Regions from separate parts of the Homo sapiens genome. Here region 2 is linked to region 1. Evidence: read pairs that join two places in POLR2A ChIA-PET (ENCODE). Cell type or tissue: IMR-90. All regions are shown on one strand.

The links. ChIA-PET counts read pairs that join two places held together with the same protein. Peaks named below come from ENCODE experiments on the same cell type or tissue, not always from the same donor. Only the 100,000 strongest peaks of a DNase experiment are listed, where the experiment ranks them.
Region 2: POLR2A ChIA-PET joins it to region 1 with 5 read pairs; 2 of 35 experiments call an interaction of 5 or more read pairs at or near these places.

The regions. Positions count from the first base shown.
Region 1 is chr13:50,410,427-50,412,926 of GRCh38, reverse strand. The region is part of intron 3 of DLEU1 (deleted in lymphocytic leukemia 1); the gene reads right to left. Among named protein-coding and RNA genes, the nearest start is that of DLEU1-AS1, 120 kb to the left of the region's middle. In IMR-90, no CTCF peak of the experiment used is centred here; DNase peaks (open chromatin) are centred at 1,286 and 1,556; H3K27ac peaks cover 899 bases.
Region 2 is chr13:51,054,055-51,056,554 of GRCh38, reverse strand. It overlaps the pseudogene GUCY1B2. Among named protein-coding and RNA genes, the nearest start is that of C13orf42, 56 kb to the left of the region's middle. In IMR-90, no CTCF peak of the experiment used is centred here; no DNase peak of the experiment used is centred here; H3K27me3 peaks cover 149 bases.

The DNA.
Region 1 (2,500 bases):
ACACGCAGATCATTTCTATGCTTAGAAGCCTATTTTACTGAGCACACATAGAAAAACAAATGTCTAACACCTTTGGCAAAGGCTGCCTGGAGTCCCACAGGGGTATGCATGAAAAAGTCTCCTGCCTTTTTAACTAATCGAGTTCTGACTAGGTTCTACAATGCATCAGATCAAAAGGCAGGGATTTAAAATACTACAATCGACATTAAGTGCATTTCTTTAGTTTCTAAGTGAGTCAGAAAATGCGGCACAGTTAAGCTATAGACGTTTGCAGGCTAAGTCTTCTCCTTAACCTCAGGAGTCAGGACAAAGACAACAGGCCCTTAGTTTGAGTCTTCTCCGCTACACAATGGGTGTGAGGTGAGTGACTATTTCCAATTTGCATGATTCCTATAATTTCCCATCATGAAATGGAGGAAAATGCCATTCACCCACATAAGAAGTCTCACTGAAAAGCAAAGCACTTCTCTCTATTTACTTAAGCACTGGGCTAGAATACAGAGAAGTACAATAAATTCTAAACATGGTGCACATCTGGTCCAAAAACCACAATCAGTTTATTGCTGCATCTGAAACATTTTCAGCAACTGTCATATAATACATTTTCACACATTTCTAACAAGACATTTTCTTGGAAACAAAACAGACAGGTATATCTGTCAGTTCCATTTCTTGCAAACAAAACAGAAAAAATGTTTGGCTCAGATGTCTGTACCGTCTTTGGAGCAGTGTAGCTATCATATGAGGAGGGTATTAGTCAAAGATGCCAAAAGCTCGGCGGTTACTTCCAAAGAGTGGAATTACTGGCTATACAGAAAAATAAGATATATGCATGTATGTATGCACCTCCCTTCTTTCCCATTCCAACAGAACCATTTATTGCACTTACTTGAAAGAGATGTACCAGGGTCTTGTTAAACCCATCTATCTCCCAGTATGAAAATACTACGCTCCCTATTAAGTAGAATCTTCTCATCCCTGTGGCTCTTTGAGCAGAACTTTATTCAACATTTTATTAAAAATTAAAATGCAATTGAAATCACATTAAGATGCTTAAAAGCTCCACATTTTTACCCTAAACCCCTCACGGGCATTCACAAGGAGAGAACAGAAAGGTATCTGATAGCCAGAGAGCCCCAAACCCAATAAAGAAGGCTGCCAAAATGTCCCAATATAGGCCCCAGTGAAACCATTTACTGGCTCACTGTTGGCTGCATAATCTGCCTTTAAGCACTTTCTCCTCTGCAAAAACCCCAGAACTCCTTTAAGAGCCATGTCTCAGCACACAAAACTTTCAAGTGACTCACCCTTCCCTCCCGCTTCCCTGGCCCAGCCCCACAGCCCCTCACACCAGCCATGCAGTCTTTGACCTTTCCTGATAACCCACTCACAGTTCATTCTGCCTGCAGGGCAGACAAGAAACGCACAGGGGCAAGATTACTGAAGCTTTGACAACATTCATAAAAAGAATGGACATAGTCAACCCCCTTGCACACTTCTGAACCTTTGCCTGTGTGGCTGCCTCCACCAGGAATGCCCTGGCTGACTTTGCCTGGCGAATGACTCATTGTGATTCGCAGCTCAGTTCAACTAGGGCTTTTTGGTGACAGCTTTCCCTGACACCCCTTCCCTTGCTGAATGAGGTGGTCCATCCTCTGGCATGGGGCAGAGCATCCCATACATCCTGCTCCCACTCCAACCTATTGCACTGGTATCCAATAGAAGGCAACATGTGTCACTGTGTCTCCCGCACCAGCCTGCAAGCCCCTTTAGGCAGGGCCTTGGTCATGTTCTTGTATCCCCAGCCCCTGGGATACTGACTTTTATATGGAAGGGACTCAGCAAATGTTTACTGAATAAAAGAATAATGGCAGCAATCCAGAAAATTCCTGACTGTGCCCAGACTGAAGGGCTCCAGTTGCTTCTCCATGAACAAAAAAGAGAACCTCAGGAAATGGCCAGTTGAAAGTTTTCAGATCTTTCAACCAACAAGAGCTGATGGTAAGGATGTCCAATGGACTGTACGAACATGAAGGAGGAAAATGCATGCTTTCTCAAGCTGGGCCTGAAGTCTTGCTATTAGAATTAGAGAAATACGAAAGTGATAAAGGAGACCACCCAAGAGAAGGGAATTTGGGTTACTGCAGTGAATAGGAGACTGAAGGGTGAGTACTCTCCACTCTGAAAGACGGCAGGTGAACGAAAGGCCAGGATCTAGGTGAGAAACCAGGGAAGGGGAAAGTGGGACAAGGATTTATTTGTCAAATTACAGCACCCTAGAATGGCAAAGGGTCTCTTGAAGATAAAAAGAGGTACATTCAGGAAAAATTTTAAGACTCTCCCCATGTGAGCAGATTAGTTTAAAAGACAAGCACAGAAGGGATTGAGGCCCACAGAAAGAAGGAACCCCATGTGGTGCTCATTTGAGTTGAACAAAGGGACCTGCACTGATGAATATATATGGGACTGGTCCCGTACCTAAGTTCCCATCCAGAAGAGA
Region 2 (2,500 bases), 640 kb before region 1:
TGCCTGGTTATCTTATTTTATTTTTTGGTGAGACAGGCTTTTGCTTTGTTGCCCAGGCTGGTCTCAAACTCCTGACTTTAAGTGATCCTCTTGCCTCAGCCTCTCAAAGTGCTGGGATTACAGGTATATGCCACCATGATTGGACTTAATTTCTGTTTCTTCCAAGCTTTTCTATATGCCCTTTGGATTCAAGAGATCACCATCATCAGACTGGCTCAGTTTCTCAGTGCCTCAATTGCAGATGCCTGAGAAAGAGGGTTTGATGGTCTTTGGTCTGGAGTCCATATGTATCCCATTCAGATGGACTTTGGAGGGTGGGGTCTCTAAGAAGAGGTAATGGGTAGAGCCATCAGGACTGACGTATATTCTCCATTGTATAAATAAATACATGAAAACGGAATGAATGATTGGATGATTCATGTGTGTATGAATGGAAGATGAATAAATGAATGAGAGGTGGATGGATGACTACCAAGCCCAACCAACCCATTTAGGAGAGAGGTGGGTGGGATTACATGGCTTCTCTCTATGTCATGGGTTCTTAACCAAAGGTTCATGGATAGGCTTGAGAAGGTCTGAGAACCCTCCGAAGTCATCTATTAAAATGTCGTGTACATGTGACTATATGTATTTTCTGGGGAGAGGGTTCATAGTTTTCATCAGAATCTCTAAGAACTCTACAATCTAAAAAAAATCAAGGAACCCTGATTATGAATCCTTGGGATTTTTGTTCTTGCTAAATAGGAAATGCTGGCCGGGCACAGTGGCTCGCGCCTGTAATCCCAGCACTTTGGGAGGCCGAGGCGGGCAGATCATGAGGACAGGAGTTCGAGACTGGCCGGGCCAACATAGTGAAACCCCCGTCTCTACTAAAAATATAAAAAAATTAGCCAGGTGTGGTCCAGCACCTGTAACACCAGCTACTTGGGTGGCTGAGGCCAGAGAATCGCTTGAACCTGGGAGGCGGAGGTTGCAGTGAGCCGAGATCGCTCCATTGCACTCCAGCCTGGGTGACAGTGTGAGACTCCATCTCAAAAAAAAAAAAAAAAAAAAGGCTGTTAACATTGTGACATCCTGAGAAGCATTCCTTCGAGCCCAGTATATCGCAAAGCTAATTGAGCCAGAAAAAGTCAGAATTCATTCATTCCCTTTTCTGCTATCCCTCGTCCATCCAATTGACTCACCAAATTTCTCACCCTCTCTTCAAGACTGAAAACCCCTGGCCCTCCATGTTATCTACTTTTCCCATAAATAAAGTCTAGTTTAAAAGTAGCTGAAAGCAGAGAGTTTTTATTTTTAACTTTGATCCAAAAATGTTGCTTGTCTCCCCACTTCTGTCCCTTTCCTGGCCACAAACATTTTTGCTGGTTCATCTAGCTGCCTGAAACCACAGCCCCTCAGAGCCAGAAGGGCCCTTAGAAATCAATCTGGTCAGAGCATTTCACCTGGAGGACTCAGCCTCCAAAAGATCATATGAGAATATCTGTGGGAAATTCTAAAAATATAGTGAATATTATAATATTAAATATACAAAGCAGAAGTATTTTTTTCTAACAAAAGCTGTCAAAGGTAAAGCTTGAGAAATACTTTTGTTTAGTATGACTATATGGAAGATAAATTTTCTTCTTCCTTTTTTTTTTTTTTGAGATGGAGTCTCGCTCTGTTGCCCAGGCTGAAATGAAGTGACGCGATCTTGGCTCACTGCAACCTCTGCCTCCCAGGGTTCAAGCTATTCTCTTGCCTCAGCCTCCTGAGTAGCTGGGATTACAGGCATACTCCACCACACCTGGCTAATTTTCTTACTTTTAGTGGAGACAAGTTTTCACCATGTTGGCCAGGCTGGTCTCGAACCCCTGACCTCAAGTGATCTGCCCACCTTGGCCTCCCAAAGTGCTGGGATTACTGGCATGAGCCACTGCGCAGGGCCTGGAAGATAAACTTAGTAGGAGTAGAAACAGATATCACGAGGCCTGAAGCTTATATAATTTGGGAAGCCTCCTTTAAAAAGAATATAATTACCAATAAAAATTTAGCTACAAAAATAAGTACTCTTCTTAGAATTAAGGAAGAAAACTTTAAAGCTGACAGATAACATAAACATCAAAAGCTGGAAACATGTTTTTATTGTTAGTATCATAAATTAACTAACCCTCTTTTATAATACTTTCCTGCATCTTTGGCTGTATTTTGCTTTTTCTGTTCATTGGACAATGATTTTATAATGTCATTTTCTATAAAGAGGATAGAATGAATATTCTAGCATGGCTGGCTGAAAATTGTATTTATTGTATTTTGTTTTCATTGTTAGCTTAGACAAATTTCTTTATGCACATCCATAACTTTCTCAGCAGTTTCTTGCTGAAGTGTGCTTCTTTCATGTTGGCAAGTCCTGGGAAAACTCCAGCGTTTGATCTCCCTCGACCTGTTCCACCCATCTCCCCTACTTTTACGCAAGTCCTCTTGGACCAGGCGGTCCCCACTGGGAATGCGCAGCCTCTCT